Regions from separate parts of the Homo sapiens genome. Here region 1 is linked to region 2. The links are chromatin loops, found by intact Hi-C in ENCODE. Cell type or tissue: lower leg skin. All regions are shown on one strand. Links, peaks and the distances in the headings refer to the core of each region. The heading gives the core; the rest is flanking DNA.

The links. Hi-C counts contacts between places; a loop is a spot of excess contacts. Peaks named below come from ENCODE experiments on the same cell type or tissue, not always from the same donor. Only the 100,000 strongest peaks of a DNase experiment are listed, where the experiment ranks them.
Region 1: a loop joins it to region 2, with 1.8 times the contacts of the local background. A loop is called at or near these places in 8 of 110 quality-filtered maps.

The regions. Positions count from the first base shown.
Region 1 is chr16:30,770,941-30,780,085 of GRCh38, reverse strand. It overlaps RNF40 (ring finger protein 40), which reads right to left. Exons shown (of 20, transcript NM_014771.4): 18 at 8,113-8,253; 19 at 7,896-7,997; 20 at 3,779-6,148. The coding sequence ends at 5,972. ZNF629 (zinc finger protein 629) reads left to right here. Exons shown (of 3, transcript NM_001080417.3): 3 at 1-1,630. Among named protein-coding and RNA genes, the nearest start is that of ZNF629, 12 kb to the left of the region's middle. RefSeq lists enhancers at 3,727-3,836, 4,166-4,842, 4,843-5,521 and a silencer at 4,167-4,246. In lower leg skin, for the core only: no CTCF peak of the experiment used is centred there; DNase peaks (open chromatin) are centred at 4,014, 4,353 and 4,615; H3K4me3 peaks cover 690 bases.
Region 2 is chr16:30,721,208-30,729,207 of GRCh38, reverse strand. It overlaps SRCAP (Snf2 related CREBBP activator protein), which reads right to left. Exons shown (of 34, transcript NM_006662.3): 21 at 7,732-8,000; 22 at 6,922-7,086; 23 at 6,460-6,645; 24 at 5,979-6,245; 25 at 4,126-5,624; 26 at 1-242. Among named protein-coding and RNA genes, the nearest start is that of SNORA30, 15 kb to the right of the region's middle. In lower leg skin, for the core only: no CTCF peak of the experiment used is centred there; no DNase peak of the experiment used is centred there.

The DNA of each region.
Region 1 (9,145 bases), core at 637-8,636, 50 kb before region 2:
TCTCACCTCCCACACCACACAGTTACACATTCATAAACAGCCAAGCCTGCTCACAGGCCTGGGCATATGTGGCTGGGGAGAGACTGTTGCCCTATGAGATGGTGGAAGACAGAAAACTCTTGAATGAAACATCTGTAACAAGACTCCCACTCCCTAATCCTGGAGACCCCTTCAAAAGGAGAGGACTCTGCTCAGCGCTGGGTCAGAAAGGAAGTGCTTGCCAACCCCAGTAATGCGCTGTCCTGGAGTAAGAGGACTGAGATGCCAGCTGTGGGGCCCGTCAGGAGTCACGTCTCAAGAGAGGGGTGACCCAGATTTTTGCAAAGCTGTGGAAGAGACCTCTAATTCCATGACCTAAAGTTTCACACAACCTTTATGCAAATCCTTCGCCATTTGTCTATCCTGGCCCCAGCAGGATGACCCTCACATTTAAAAGGATCAAAATCTCAAACATTGTGGGAGGAAAACGCCAGGCCTGCTGGGGAGAGGGAGAAGGCAGGCCTCAGGATTGTGCGGAGAACCATGTTGCCATCTGCATAACGCCCCAGCCTATCCAAGTGCCAGGAAGGGAAGCACTACTGAGGGGGGTGCTGCCTGTGGGTCTCTTCCTAACAGAACGCCAACGAAGGGGGTGCCCTGTAAGAATGAGAAGTCTGCCAAGTCTAAGGAGATGTCCCCCTCCCCAAGATGGTAGCAGAAACTGAAGTTGTAAAGACAAACCTCTCGCAAAGCCAGAAGCAGATGCTCTCAAAAACAGGCCTAAGGAATCTGTTCCCAGAAGAGGCCTGGGGAGCAGCTTTTGGGGCTCAGAGGCCAGTCTGGGGGGAGGCAGGCAGTGTGACTGAAGGCCGGCGCAGGCCTGTTTCGGACTAGGGTGTAGCATATTTAGTAGGATGCTCACATGTTGTAGGGATGGGTGAGGGCTAAGGGGCTTGGCTCTTGTACGGGATGGATGATGTGAGCGCACAGTTCGTAGGGTCAGGCGTCTTGCGGTAGGAAAGGGGCAGGGTTCGATACCTCTGGGGTGTGGCGTGTTCTCTCTTGCCCACCTCCCCAAGCTCCTTTAACCAGGAGCTTCCCTCCCAGAGTGAGCTACGTCTTGGGAGGATTGAAGCAGGGAGGTGGCAGTGGCTAGAGTTGCTCAGATCGGCTCAGATGAAGGCCCAGGGGTCAAAGCATTTGCTCACCACAACTGAGTCTGGAAGGCACTGTGCAGCCAAACCCTCTTGTCCAATCACATGCAGGCCCCAGGCCCCTCAGAAACGCCCTGGTGGAGGGAGGAGCCCAACAGATAGGGTCAGGGAGTCAGTGGGGAAAGCAGAGGGGAGAGCTTAGAGTGAAACTTGAAACTGCTATGGACATGGAGGTCAGATGGGAACTTGGAACTGGGCATGAATCCTGAATGGTGGGGAAACTTGAAGCCATCACAGCCAAGAGGTGGGGTTCCATGACCTGCCCTGAGGTCAGCAGCTCCCAGACTCCTTTGCCCTCACTAGGGAAGCCCCAGTCACCGGACTTGTCCCCATGGAGTGAAGAGAGGCCCCATTTTTGAGTGTTGTGTGTCCAAAACAGTGTTGTGTCACTGGTGGTCATGTTGCTTAGTTGAAGAGAATAAAGGGAATAAGATTTCCTGGGTGTTTCTTGTTTTTTCTTTCAGCCTAAAGTGAGCTGAAAGAGTGTGGCCTCACCTTAAGCCGGAGCCCAGGAGTGACTGCAAAAGCTCAGCCCAGCCCCAGGCCCACCCTTCACCCAGGGGCCCTAAAATCCCCATCCATTGCTGGCTTGTGGGAAGCTGAAGAGTTTATGAAGTTTTAAGCTGCAGTCCCTTGGTGCGGAAAGGGATAAATCTGATGAGATGGCAGCCAAGCTAAGCTGTTCTCATCGGTGCCTGGCCTTCCCACCAGCAGGACTGCAGAGTGGCCGCCTGGTGGCTCTGGCGCTGGCCAGCTCAGGCCCAGCTGTGCAGCCCCAGGGAGGCCTCTCTGACCACCATACCCGCAACCTGCCACAGGGAAGTTCTGAGGATCTAGTTTCAGAAGCTGGCATCCACCACTCCTGGTTCACTTGGGGACCCTGGGAGAGGTGGGTGGAGACCTGGCTTGTCATCACTGCCAGGATGTCAGCCCTTGTGCCCTCACTGTGTGGAGAGGCGAGGCTCAGAGAAGGGCAGCCAATTGCCCAAGATCCACAGCAAGTCCGTGAAGGAAACCAGAATGGCCAGGAACTCAAGCATGTTTTGTGCCCACTCCATCCCAATCTCAGGCCTGCCTCAGTGCTCAGTCTCCTGGGCCCTGGGCCTGGCCATGGGGGATTGGGGGAATCCTGCCCCAGCCAGAAAGTGTCTCCCCACCTTTCCTGTACCCCTCTGACCACAACCCAGGGCAGGTTCAGTGTCTCCTTCCCTTCCCCACCTGGAAAGGGGGGTGGGAGGAGAGGAGAAGCAAGTAATGAAGGCTACTCTACATTCTCTGTGTGCCAAGCCCTGGGGACACTGAGGTCTATCAGGAGTCCCAGTGCTGGAGAAATCTGCAGGAAAGTGACTACAGCAGAAGAGCAGACACAGGGCAGTGACTGCCTCAGAGATTTCGCAGAAGGGCTGTGGACCCAGAGATGGTGCCTGCCACAGTGGAGGGTCAGGAAGCTTTCCGGGGAAAGTGACCTGAAGGATGAGGGCTGCAAGAAGACCCAAGAGTAGGTGTATCGGCTGGGGGTGGGATGGAGGACAGGGGTGCATAACAGTTGGGTATGGGCTTAGAGCAGAGAGGGGACTATGGGAAGACAGAGGCAGAGAGCAGAGCCCACAGTGTGGAGCCCCTGGAGGAGCTCGGGGAAGGTACCACTTGGGGATATTTGAGAGTGACATGATCTCTCTTCTCTCCACAAGAACAGTGGTGATTCTCCAGGTCTGGAGCTCAGGAAAGAGGAGTGGCTGGAGCAGTTAGGTCCTTATCAGCTTAGCTATAGCCATAACCATGAATAAACACACACAAAGTGGCAAAGTAGAAGGTCTAGTTTAGGGGTGGAGGAAGAGGACCAGCAGAAGACAGTATGAGAAAAACCAGGACAGGACAGCGTAGCACCGTCGGATGCAAGGGAAGTTTTGAGAAGACAGCGGTCTACATCAGGCAACCCACTGGCCAATCACAGGCAGTGCCCAAGGTCTGGCTGAAACGGGCATGTCCACCACTGATGCCAACATCTGTTCACTCCCAAGAAGACAGCCAAGGTCGGGGTGGGCCCAGGAGTAGTTTTGGTCTGCCAGTCCCTGGGCAGCAGCCCAGGGTACCGCTGCCACTGGGACCACTAGGGGTGGTAAGCAGTCAAAAAATTAAGGCAAATCCTCCCGGCACCGGAGCCTCATGGGAAATGTTTATTAAGAGTTTGGTTCCTGGCCGGACACAGTGGCTCACGCCTGTAATCCCAGCACTTTGGGAGGCCGAGGCAGGCAGATCATGATGTCAGGAGTTTGAGACCAGCCTGACCAACATGGTGAAACCCTGTCTCTAAAAATACAAAAATTAGCTGGGCGCAGTGGTGCACGCCTGCAGTCCCAGCTACTCGGGAGACTGAGGCAGGAGAATCGCTTGAACCCGGGAAGTAGAGGTTGCAGTGAGCCGAGATCGTGCCACTGCACTCCAGCCTGGGAGACAGAGTGAGACTCCGTCTCAAAAAAAAAAAAAAAAAAAAAAGGTTTGGTTCCTGCCACCACATCAGTGGTTGCTGCCTCACTGACATTGTGGGATCTTCACCCCGTTCCCTTGGACTTGACCTTGAAAAAGTGGTTTGATGCCGACTTTTATTAGGTATGAAGACCCACGAGGAGAGTTTTGCCCCTCTGATAAGGAGACCGGGTGGCCTTTAGCGCAGATATCTAGAGAGACGATGCGGAATTACTTGGCATCTACTCAAGAGCCCAGGCGAAGGCTACTCCTGGAAGGGGACCGCGCTTACGGAGGCCTGGCTGACCTCCACCCGTGACCGGTGCGGCGCTCCTGAGACTGGCGCTCTCCAGGGGCGAAGGTGGCCGCGTCTCTATGATGCAATATCCTGCGTTTTTCCCACCCTCGCACCGCTGCCCCAGGCCATCGGCACTTTCTCTGCGGCCCGATGTCCTCCCCTGCCGCGGCCCGCGCTTCCACCAGCGTGCCCGCCGCCGCCGGCCCTACGCCCGAGGTCACCGTGGCGGCCCGCGTCTCCTTCTCCAGTTCGTCCTGGTCCAGCAGCGGCGGCCCCGCTTAAGTCCCGGGCGCCAATAGGGTCCGAAGGCGCCACCGCTGAGACGCACGCGGCCCCTGCCGTGGCCATAGCACTGTCGCCAGCGCCTGAACCAACACCGCTCCGCACCGGCTCTGGCGCCAGCCCCAGTCCTGCCTCGGTGAAGGATCCGCCCGGGGCGCCTGCAGCGCGCTGAGCCCAGGGGCGCCGCTCGGTACACGCCGCACCGCTCCCGAGGCCGATTGCAACGAGGGAAGTCACCCAGCTGAGGTGTCCCGATCTGTGCATTCGAGTGGTGTGGGGGTGAAGCCGCTGAGAAGCGGTCCGCAGGATCCAGTTCAGGCCGGCCTTTGGCCAGCGCAACCGGGAAACTAGCTCTCTCTCCGAGAACCTCCTAACCATGTGCGGACCAGGAACTACACTTCCCAGGATGCAGCCCGAGGAGTCCCGGCATCCCCCGGCCATGACAGCCAAGGACGTGGTCAGACCGGGGTCGGTGGGAGCAGGACAGGCGGCTCCGCGACGACCACCACGCTCTCCCCTTCAGGCCCAGTCCGGGATCCCTGCCGGCCGTTAAGTCTGAGCCCTCCCAGGCTCACACCAAGCCAGCAAAGTGCTGCTCAGCTGCTGCAGCTAAAATCGGGGGACTACATTTGGGGTGCGCGGCCTGGCTACTCTGGCTGCAGGCCGAGGGTTGAACGTTTATTCATCACAATTAACAGCCTATACAAGCATCTCTAGAACAGAGGCTGTGGGTCCAAACGGGTCCCTGCAGCTCCAACCCTCTGGCCTCTCCGGGCACTGCCCTCACAGCCGATGGAGCATGGCTGGGCAGGCAGACAGGACACAGGCTCAGTCACAGGGTGTCAGGGGGAAGCTCTTCTAGCTGGAATGATTGGAAGTTGGCCCAGCGGCTGGGGCTGGTCTGTCCCTTCCCCTCCTGGGAAGTTCCACCTCCACTGTAGTTAAGGCCACCAGGATGAAAGCAGGGTTAGGTCCAGGGACCCAGTAGAGCCTTGGGATGCATGAGGTGGGGGTAAATGGGCTTGGCAGAGAAATGGAGATTGGGAAGGGGCCTGATTAGAATAGAAACTGATGATGTTGGTTCAGCACCTGCAAGATGAGGAAGGTGACTGCAGCAACCTTAGAGCTTCCCAAAGGAAGCAAGTGATGCCCCCATCTGCCAAGAGGGTACCTCCTTCAGCCCTTGGCACAAGAGCCAGACCAAGGTGTCCAGGGAACTCCACAGGACAGAAGCCCTGCCGAGGTTAGGGGGATGGTGGGTGAAGGAAAGTCTTCCTGGGGCCTGCAGCCCAGTCTCAAACAAGGAACAAGGACATGGCTCACTGGTCCTCATTTGTGAGCCAGTAGGCAGGGAGCGAGCCTTCTCTAGGGTAGATCACAGCCTGGGGAATTTTCCTTAGGGTTAGGATGCATCCACGGAGACAGACAGGTTAGGGCCAGTTTCCGGGAAGCTCAGTCAAGTGCTCTGGGCTCCTCAGGCCTCTCAGGCAGACCTTTTCTGTAGGGCAGTGCCCCCTAGGCTGCAGCTCTGACCTTTAGGAAAAGATGGAACGAAGCTTGGCTGATCCCATGCCCACTAGCATGCACCAGGGTCCCCAAACCAACTAGATGGGCAGGGGCTGGGCCCATGGGGTCCGGAATGGAGGGTGGGGCCACTAGACCTGGGGTGGGGAGGAGATGGGGGCACAGCCCCCAGGGTCCATGGTGTTCCAGAGTCCCCTGAGTTTCAGGTTCAGCTGATGTAGATACGATGGAAGTCGTGGGCACCAAAGGCCGCGTTGCACTTGGGGCACTTCCTCTGGCGGGCCTCATAGCGGCCCCGCACGCACTCGAAGCAGAAAACGTGGAAGCACTTGGTAAGGACTGCATCCTTCTTGCGGGTGTTACAGCAGGGGCAGGTCAACCGCGCCTGGGCCAGGCAAAGGCATCAGCTTGGGAACAACTCTGACAGTGCCCAGACCCCAAGCTGACAGCAGGAGGAGTCCAGGCCAAGCCCACCACACTGGAGACTGCACCTCATCCTCCCATAACCCTGGAGGTAAGGACGAGCACTCTATGAATGAGCAAACTGAGGTGCAGAGGCCAAGGTCTCAACACTAGAAATCAGCAGAGTCCGGATTCATCACTGGGCAGTGATGGCTATCATGTGTCCCCTCAAAAGGACAAGGACCCACAGGCCCAGCCTGGACTCTGCCTTGGGGCTTCATCTCCTGCCCCACTGGCCGCCTCTGGTGAAATCCCAATCTTGTCTACCTCTTCACCTGCACTTGCTAAGTCACAGCTGGAATGGCAATGCAACTAGAAATCTGTTCTCTCTACCCTCAACTGGGCCCAGCCTCGACACTGGCCAGAGACCCTGCCGTGGGTCCCTTCTTAGCCTGAGACCTCTCTTCCGCCACCAGGAGGGTCTCACCTCCAACTCCAGACATGGATTGACTCAACTCAGCATCCCCCAACAGTGCTCCTCCAGCCTGCTAAAATCCCAGCCCAGCCTGCCGCCTCAGCAGCCTCCCTGCCATCACTCCTGTCTCCCAGGACCCTACACACCAGCACTGAACAGGCTCCCAAGCCTGCCTCTACCCCATGGCTGCCTCCAGCTGCCTCTGCCCTTCAAGGCTCAACTGCTTCCAAGGGATGACCAAGTCATATGTGGCTTCCACCTCTGCCTCTACTGACATTCCCCAAGCCTGTTCTCCAGCCCGGCCCTTTTGCCTTGAGCACCTTCCCAGCCTCCCAAAGGGGTCCCACAGGCACCTTCTCAGCATCCTTTGACACCATCCCATAGAACCTGCTCCCCCGCAGGCCTCCTAACCCCCTAAATGGTACTAACTATCCACCTAGTTTCTCAAACCAGGAAACCAGGAGTCCTCCAAGTGTTCCCTTTCCCTCACTCCATGCATTCGATCCACCCCCGAGTCCAAGCAATTCTGCCTCTGAAATGTCTCCTGAACCCATCTACTCTGGTTTCTGCCTCAGTGACTGCAATACCTTAACAATTTCCCTGCCTCCAGTCTACCTCTTCCAGCCCAAAACCAACAACAAATCTAACCACATCACTCTCCTGTTTAAAACCCTTTGAGGTCTCAACCTGGCGTACCGCACTCTTCAGGAGGTGACACGGCCCAACCTCTCCACATTGGCTCCTCTGATTACAACCTCCGGTGCTGTCCCAGCAACCCCTCCGCTCAAGCGTCCACATCTGCTGTTCCCTTTGCCTAAAGCTACTCACTCCCGTTCCTCACAGCCACGTCTGGCCTATTCTTCAGGTCTGCTGTGGTGACATTCACTCCAGGAAGCCTGCTGACCCCAGGGCCAGGGGAAGGGCCTCCCCTGAGTCCCCTCAGCCCCTCTGGCCTCTGCCATCATATTACACATCTGGGATGAGAGAATTACTTGGCTGCCTCCTCCCCTGACTGTCAGTTTCAAGAAGTCAGAGACCAGGGCCAGTTCCTAGCCTCCCAACCCACACCCAGCCAAGCACTGTGCCTGGCTCACAGTACATGTACAGCAAACAGCATTTGACTCTGTGACCACTGTGCTGCCCACTTTCTGCTGCCCTACATTACTTCCAGGGTCCCCAGACTCTCCACTAGTCTCAGCAATCCTGCATCTACAATTCTCAGGTGGATAGGGCACAACTTGGCCCACAGCCCCACCTTGTACTCCTTGATCTCCTCCTGGAGGATTTCGTCGGCATCTGCGTAGACCTCCACCTTCCTCTGCTTTTCCAGCTTGCGCCGCAGCCGTGAGATGTCCTCCTGGGGCAGGAGAGGCCTGGCTAAGGGCAAGGGTCCTCAACCTTGAGCCGCTTGCCCCCAGGATAGGTCCGTGACCGTGGACCACCCTGGCCTGGCCCCTCACCCCTGCACACACCTGAGCCCTCTTGAGGTTGAAGCTCTCTTTCTCACGAGCAGCCCGGCTCTCTGCCAGGCAGGGCTGGATCTCCCGCAGCCGAGTCTGCACGTGCTCCAGCTGCACCTTCAGGTCCTCGGCCAGCTGGGCGGCTTCTACAGCCTGAGTAGGGTGGAACAGGAAGGAGGCACTGGTCTGAGCCTGGTGACTCAGGCATGTGGAGTCACGGCCCACCAATGCTTCTGTCCAGGGCCCCAGTGACACCTGCCCTGGAGCTGCTCCTGCCTCCTGAGCCCTAAGCCCTCCCCTCCTGTTCTCCCTCTCCAGTTCCTCCCGTGTGATGCTGTTTTTTGGGGTTTCTTTGTTTTTTGTTTTTTTGAGACGGAGTCTTACTCTGTCCCCCACGCTGGAGTCCAGTGACACGATCTCAGCTCACTGCAACCTCCGACTCCTGGGTTCACACCATTCTCCTGCCTCAGCCTCCCGAGTAGCTGGGACTATAGGCGCCCACCACCACACCCAGCTAATTTTTTGTATTTTTAGTAGAGATGGGGTTTCACCGTGTTAGCCAGGATGGTCTAGATCTCCTGACCTCATGATCTGCCCGCCTCGGCCTCCCAAAGTGCTGGGATTACAGTCGTGAGCCACCACGCCTGGCCTGCTGTCTGGTTTTTGAGCTTTCACAAGGCTCTCCTCTCTGCTCCCCTCAACTTCCCCACCACACATGCAGCTCCCCTGGGCCTCAGCTCAAGTGTCACCTCCTAAAAGGCTCCCCTATTTTTCTTTGACAGCACCTCAGATTCCTGCACAAGGCTTACTGTGACATGCACTATTTTATTTGGGGGATTACTGGCCTGCTCTGCCTGCCAAGACCTGAAGTTCCAGCTTTGACTGGAAGGCAGGGACCTTCTTGTTCCCAATGTCTCCACAGCAATCAGCGCAAGGCCTAGTACATAGCAGGGATGTAAAATATGCTGCTTAAATGGGCCAAGCACAGTGGCTCACACTTGTAATCCCAACACTTTGGGAGGCCAAGGCGGGCAAATCACGATGT
Region 2 (8,000 bases), core at 1-8,000:
TCTAGTCGCTGCTGGGGAAACAGTACAGCCCGGTGGGCAGCCTCGGTATAAGTCCAAAAGGTGGGGTGGCTGGGGCCAGGAGAACGAGGGCCGATGGGGCTGGCAACAGGTTGGGGCAGGGTACAGAAATCCAGGACTTCAGTCCCATACACAGGTGCCAGGGCCCCATGAGCCTCACTAAGTTGGAAAATCCGTTCCAGGCGTTCAGACCGCTGCCGCTTCCGCTTTTCCTCCAGGGAGTCCTGGGGGTGAGAGAAAAAGAGGAAGTAATCAGCACCCTCAGAGTCCACATCAAAACCTGACTGTTCTTCCCAGATGGAAATAAATATATAGAAACCATGGGATCCAAAAATACACTATGCTTTTTGTAGTTTTCCAAGTTATCAATGAGAACTATTCTTTCTCAGAAGTTATGTTAAATAACTTTCTTTTTTATGTTAAATAACTATTCTTTCTCAGAAGTTATGTTAAGTAACTTCTCTCCTAGAGAAAACTGATCTTTCCTTGTATGCTACCAAAGCAGAATGACTGAATATTCAAAATTAAGATCTACAATTCCAACAAGTTTATAGAATGGACGATTTGTGGGTATTTTCCTACGTAACACTCAACTCCAGGACTATAGCCTTCTTCAAATCACTGACCAGGATACAGAGGCGCCAATCAAATCCAGACCAGGTTTTTGCCAAGGGCCAGACTGGAATGGGGTGGAATGGGAACAGCTAACCGGACATCCGAGTCTCATCACTCTGAGACAGAAAATGGGCAACCCGGCAGTGAGGACACCTGGATGACTTTGACCCAATCCTTTCCCATCTTTGTGCTTCCAGTTTCACAGTCTGAAAAACTTCTTTGTATCACTTATTATGCTTGTAGTTACACATCTGTATGATTATTTAACTAATATCTATCCACTACACGGTAGGCCCCATACAACATGAACTGTGCCTTGCTCACTATAATCACTCAGTAACTAGCACAATTAAGCTCTCAATACATTTATCTGTTAACAAAATGAACAAATGAGGGAGACTAGACCCCAAGAGATAGTTGTGAAAAGAGGAGTGTTCCAAATCTCCTTCCTGACTGCTACCAAGTTTCACCTCTTGGCTTGAAGTGCTCTATGTGAGGGAAAAAAGGTGTCCTAGCAGACGGAAAAACCAATAAACTCAAAGAGCTAGTTCCTTTTGAGGCTAGCTCCCAATAGTAGCAAAAAGAGAAAATCTGGCCAGGAGCAGTGGCTCAAGCCTATAATCCCAGCACTTTGGGAGGCCTAGGTGGATGGTTTGAGCCTCCTATTCAAGACCAGTTTGGGCAACATGGCAAAACCGCATCTCTACAAAAAATACAAACAAGGGCCAGGCGCGGTGGCTCACACCTGTAATCCCAGCACTTTGGGAGGCCGAGGCGGGCAGATCATGAGCTCAAGATATCAAGACCATCCTGGCCAACATGATGAAACCCTATCTCTACTAAAATTACAAAAAAGTTAGCTGGGCGTGGTGGTGCAAGCCTGTAGTCCCAGCTACTTGGGAGGCTGAGCAGGAGAATCGCTTGAACCTGGGAGGCGGAGGTTGCAGTGAGCTGAGATCGCACCACTGCACTGCAGCCTGGTGACAGAGTGAGTCTCCATCTCAAAAAAAGAAACAAACAAGTAGCCTGGCATGGTGGCACAAGCCTACAGTCCCAGCTACTTGGAGGGCTGAGATGGGAGGTTCACTTAAGCCCAGGAGGCTGCAATGAGCGGAGACTGTGCCACTGCACTCTAGCCTGATTGACAAAGTGAGACACTGTCTCAAAAAAAAGACTATTTGTAAACCATACGTCTGAAAAAGGATCTGTAATCAGAATATATAAAGAACTCTTACAACTCAATAATAAAAAGACAACCCATTTTAAAAGGGCAGAGGATCTGAACAGATAGTTCTTCAAAGATACACAAATGGCCAGCATGGTATTTCAACCACATGAAATAAAGCTCAACATTAGCCAACAGGGAAATTCAAATCAAAATCACAATGAACTACTACTTCACACCCAGCAGGATGGCTATAATCAAAGTGATGATGTGCCAGGCATGGTGGCTCACACCTGTAATCCTAGCACTTTGGGAGGCTGAGGCGGGCAGATCACTTGAGGTGTGGAATTCGAAACCAGCGTGGCAAACATGGTAAACCCCATCTCTACTAAAAATACAAAAAAATCTGGCCAGGTGCAGTGGCTCATGTCTATAATCCCAGCACTTTGGGAGGCCAAGGCAGGCGGATCACCTGAGGTCAGGAGTTCGAGACCAGCCCGGCCAACATGGTGAAACCCCATCTCTACTAAAAATAAAAAAATTAGCCAGGCGTGGTGACGCCATGCCTGTAGTCCCAGCCACTCGGGAAGATGACACAGGAAAATCGTTTGAGCCTGGGAAGTGGAGGTTGCAGTGAGCCGGGATGGTGCCACTTTACTCCAGCCTGGGCAACAGAGCAAGATTCTGTCTCAAAAATAAAATAAAATAATAAGAATACAAAAAAATTAGGTAGGCATGGTGCCACATGCCTGTAATCCCAGCTACGAGGGAGGTTGAGGTGGGGTCACTTAAACCCAGGAGACAGAGGTTGCAGTGAGCCAAGACCGTGCCAAAGCACTCCAGCCTGGGTAACAGAGCAAGACTCCTTCTCAAAAAAAAAAAAAAAAGTATTGGCTCAAATGTGGAGAAACTGGAATCCTCACAGACTGCTGGTGGTAATGTCAAATGCTGCAGCCACTTTGGAAAAGTCTGGCAGTTCCTTAAACAGTTAAAACCTAGTTACAATATAACCCAGCAATTCTTCTCCTCAGTATGTATCTAACAGAAACTGAGAACACCTGTCCATACAAAAACTTGTACATGAAATGTTCACAGCAGCATTGTTCATAACAACCATAAAGCAGAAGTAACACACGTTTCCATCAACTCAAGGATAAAATGTGGTATTCATACATTATTATTCAACATAAAAACAAATGAAGTACTGATATACGCTATAACACAATAAAATTCAAAGAACATTAATCTAAGTAGAAGATGCCAGTCACAATGGACCACACATTATACATTATGACTCCATAGGCAAAACTAGAGAAATAAAAAAGTAGGATGGTAGTCATTCAAGACTAGGAGGGACGGAGGGATTGGGGAATGCTGGCTAACAGGTGCAGCGTTTCTTTTTGGGGCCACGGAAAGGTTCTAAGTTGATTGTGTTGATGATTGTACAACCCTATAAATATATTAAAAACCTATTGTACAGTTTAGGGCCAGGCATGGTGGCTCACACCTATAATCCCAGCATTTTGGGAGGCCGAGATGGGAGGATCACTTGAGGCCAGGAATTCGAGACCAGCCTGGTCAAGAGTGGGAGACCCCCATCTGTATTTAAAAAAAAAACCAAAAACTATTGTACAGTTTAAATGGGTAAATCGAATGGTATATGATTTATAGCACAAACTGTTACCAAAAAAAACCAAGTGGCAAGAGGCTATTATCTACTTGCAGAGCAATCCCTCTACTCTCTACTTCCAACCAGCCAGGACCAACCTAGCGGCTGGTCAGGTAAAAACCAAAGGTGGAGTCAATGGCACTGGTGGAAGGTGGGGGAGTAGGCATGAAGCAAAGACTAAGCAGCAGCTCTGATTACAGTGGGGAAAAGCCAGAGGGCGTGGAGGGACCCACTGGACCTTCCTTCTCCTTAGTTCTGGTTTACTTAAGCTGAACTGTGAGTTTAACTCAAGTACTACACAGACATGGGCCTATATACATAGTACAGGAAAGAAACAGCTACCGGAAATCATAAAAGGGACAGAGAAGAGTTCCTTTTACTGCCCATTTATTACCGTGCGGGTTAAAAAACGGGAAAAGAGGCCGGGCGTGGTGGCTCACCCCTGTAATCCTAACACTTCAGGAGGCTGAGGCAGGCGGATCATGAGGTACACGCCCAGGGAAGAGAAGGGACTTGTCCAAATGTCACTCAAGTACTTGGTCCATAACATTAAGCTTTGTAATTCACCAGGTTAAATGTGACATCACTGTTCCATCCACCCTACCAACACTCCAAAGAAACTCAACTTCCTGTTCCCTCTTGAGGAAGTAAAACTTACCAGATAAAAAGGGGAACGAGGTGGTGGGGGGGGCTGGCGTCGAGGCCGGGGGCCACCAAACGAGGTAGCAGTGGAGGGAGGGCTGGGGGGACCAGAGCGCAATGTCAGTGTGTCAGGCTCATCCTTGGAAACAGGCAGCCGGGATACCATGGTGACAGGCAAGGGAGCGGCACCAGATGCCGAAACCACAAGGGAAGATGCCTGGGAAGCTGGGGACTGTGTGGAGGCTGGGGCCAGCGCCAAGGTCTGAGCTGCGGCCGGGCCCAGGGTAGGAACTGGGGCAGGGCTCAAGGTCAGTGTCTGCACTGAAGCTGGGGCCAGGAGTGAAGCAGATGACGATGCTGGAGCCAAAGTCAGCGTGTGAGCTGGGGCTGGGCCCACTGGAGAAGCTGGAGCCAGAGGGGGTGCTGGAGCCAGAGACAGCGTCTGAGTTGGACCCAGTGGTGGTCCTGGTGCCAAAGACAGTGTCTGGGCTGGAGTTGGTACCAGGGATGATGCTGGAGTTAATGACAATGTCTGAGTTGGAAAGGGTCCCTGGGGGTTCCCCGTTCCCAAAGAGAGTGTCTGAGATGGAGATGAGCCTCCAAGAGTGGGTGCTAAAGCTGGGGCTAGGGCCAGTGTCTGCGTAGAAGCCGGGCTCGGGAGAGGTGACGGAACCGGGGCTGGTAGCATAGTTTGAGTTGATGATGGAGCCAACACAGGGGTTGGAGCTGGTACCGGTGAAGCTGAGGCTAAAGAGGTTCCTGGAGTAGACGATGGAGCCATAACTGGAACCGGAGTCTGTGATGAAGCCAGGACAGGAGCAGCACCTGGCGATGGTGCCAGGACCGGAAGAGGAGCCAGAGGAGGAGCTGGAGAAGGAGCCAGAATTGCTGTCTGTGGAGCCGCCATAGGAGCCAGAGGGGTGGCTAGAGCCTGAGATGCAGAAGATGCTGGAGCCAGAAGGGAAGCCTGAGCTGGAGCTGGATTTGGTGCTGACGGAAAAGGACTGGCCAGAGCCGAAGCTGGCACCAGGACAGGTGAGCATGCTGGGGCCACGGTTGAGTTCAACCCTGGAACATGTGAAGAGGTGGGAGCCAACAACAGAGGGTGACCAGGTGTCTGAGATGAAGACAGGGATGGAGCTGTGGCCAAACCTAGAGTCAAGGCTGATGCTGACGGGGAAGCACCAGATGGTGCCAAGGAGGGAGGTCCAGGAGCCGCTGGGACAACAGGTGCCAATGGTGGAGTCACACTGGTCAACAGAGCTGGGCCCGAAGCAGAAACAGTCAAGGGGGCTGAGATGGGGATGGTGAGTGGAGCCGAGGCTGGGGCAGGAAGTGTGGTGGGGACAGAGATGGGGAGTGAAGATGACAATGGAACTGAGACTGTAGAGGACACAGGACTAGCAAGGGGAGAGGAGTTGGGAATTGGCATTGGAGAAGAGGCTGGCCCAGGGAGGGAGGATGGCACGTGGAGAGGAGAAGAGATGGTCAAGGGGGCAGCTCCGGGGGCTGAAGCTGTGGAGAGAGAGGATGAGTTAGCCCCAGAATTCTTTTCCTGAGCCTTTCTACTCCCTGTCCCATCTTTCCCATACCCCCAAGCTTCCCATTTCCCAGAAGGCATTCACTCCCACAACATGAAGTCAAACATCCAAGTAATCTGACAACTTTAGATTTTCTTCCCCTCCAAGATTCCAGCAAATAGATCTTGAAATTAGGTCAGGGCTCAGGCAGCCCAGTTCTGGGGCCCACTACAAATCAAGGCAGTACGCTGATATGAAAAAACCTGTACTAAAACTAAGAAACCTTGAGGCGACCCCATCTCGTCTCCATTCCTGGCAAGGATTTCTGGCCTCAGCCACCTGGACTCACCACTGACTTCAGGTGAAGGACTGTGGACCAGCTTGAGAAGAGGCCTCACCAGAGTGGGTGTGGGCATGGGGGCTCGAGCAGTACCCAGAGTAGGTGTGGGTAGCCGGCCAGGGGTTAACGTGGGGCGTGGATTCAACACAGCTGGAAGCCCAGAGCTCGGAGGCCGGGGTGCTGGGGCCAATGGAGGAACAGGAGTCAGTCCATCCCGAGGGGCTTGTCTCACTACAATCTTCACCACGCCTGTATTATTCACCATGGTTGGTGGCACTGCAAGAGGAAGCTACACTGAGAGGAAGGTAGAAAAGAAACAAAAGACCCAAAGAATGGAAGAAGTCCAGGGGCAGGAGAAGGTGGCAGACAGGTATCATAGATATTCGCAAGGGAAAACAACACTGAGGGAAGGCTGGACAGACAGTAGCCCAGCGCATGCCTGGAAGGACCAAGGCCAGCAAGGGCTAAGTAGGAAGGCCAGGAGCCTCACCCTGGTTAGCAGCAAGCGGAAGGCTGAGGCCAGTAGGGGCAGGGGTGGTGCTGGGGGTCGAAGAAGGCAGCACAGAGACAGGGGTAGGGCCAGGGGTCGGGGCCACGGCCTGGATGAGGGCCACATGGGCAGGCTGGCTGATGAGATGGTGCTGCCCCCCTGCTGACACGAGGTGCACCACATTCCCTGGGTTAAGGGAAGAGAGAAAGAGAGAGAGAAGCAGCTATCAGCCTGAGGAGGGCAGAGGCAAGGCAAGAAGAGAAGAAAAGAACAGAGAGGGAATACATTCTCTAGAATGACCTCTTCCCTATCTTTATCCAAGATCCCTCCAACCATGCCCGTTGGCCCCACCCACCAAAAGCTTGGGTAAGAAACATAAAGGCTGACATTCAAAAAAGTCACAAAAACAAAGAGACAGGGAAGAGGAGGAAAAAGGCAGGACAGGGGGTGGGTTTTACCTACTTTGCAGCGGGCGGGGCTGCCCCACAGCAAGCTGGCGCACCTGGGCACCAGTCAAAGTCAGCTTGTTGCCCTGGATTTGGAAGGTGAGAGGTTTGCTTCCCCCTGCATTAGCCACTGGACGTTGTGCCAGTGAGGCTAACTGCCCGATGCTGACCACTTCGCCTGCTAAAAACAGAGAAGGCCTTATTGTACACAAGGCTCATCCTGCTCAACACCACTTCACAGACCCCATGAAGCACACCTCTCCCCCGAGTGTCCAGTTCAAACAACTAAGCCCTTCCCACAATTTACCATGTCCCAATAAACTCAGCCTCCACCTACAGCCTTTGAGCTTTTCATGTGCTACTCCTTCCAATCCCATTTGCTTAGCAATCTCTTTTATATCCTCTAACATGGCCTGCCACCAGACTGAGCTAATCACCACCATCTGCTCTACACTGTCCTTTTACCCCAATACTTTTCTACTGCTAGGCTTACCACTATTTATTCATCTATGTGTCATCTCCCTATGTCAATTTCTTAAGGGCTCTTAATTATGATCTGACAATGTCTGGCATAATGCCTAACATATGTTAGCTGCCTCAATTTTTTTTGACACAGGGTCTTGCTCATGATTGCAGTGGCGTAACCATGGCTCACTGCAGCTCCAAACTCCTGGCTGAAGCAAACCTCCCACCTTGGCCTCCCAAAGCACCGGGATTATAGGCATGAGCCATCATGCCTGACCCAGCTGCCTAAAATTTGATGCTCTCATGGTCCTGAGCTTTCCTCCCATCTCAAGTCCCTCACCACAGAGCCCTGGGAACTTACAGGGCAGGCGAGCCTGCATATCGGGAGATAGAATGAGGCGCTGTGGTGCAGGAGTCGGAGCTGGCACTGCTGTGGTGGTAGCAGTTGCCGTGGTGGTAGAAGTGGTGGTGGCAGCAGCAGGAGGGAAGGTGTAGCCTGGTGGCACTGTCAGGGGCTTCAACAGGCTAGAGGAGCCTGGAGGTGGGGCTGGGCTCAGGCGAACTGGGGCAGGTGGTGTTGGCTTTAGGGACAAGGTTGGCGTGGGAGGCCGTGAGGTCCCACTCAGGACC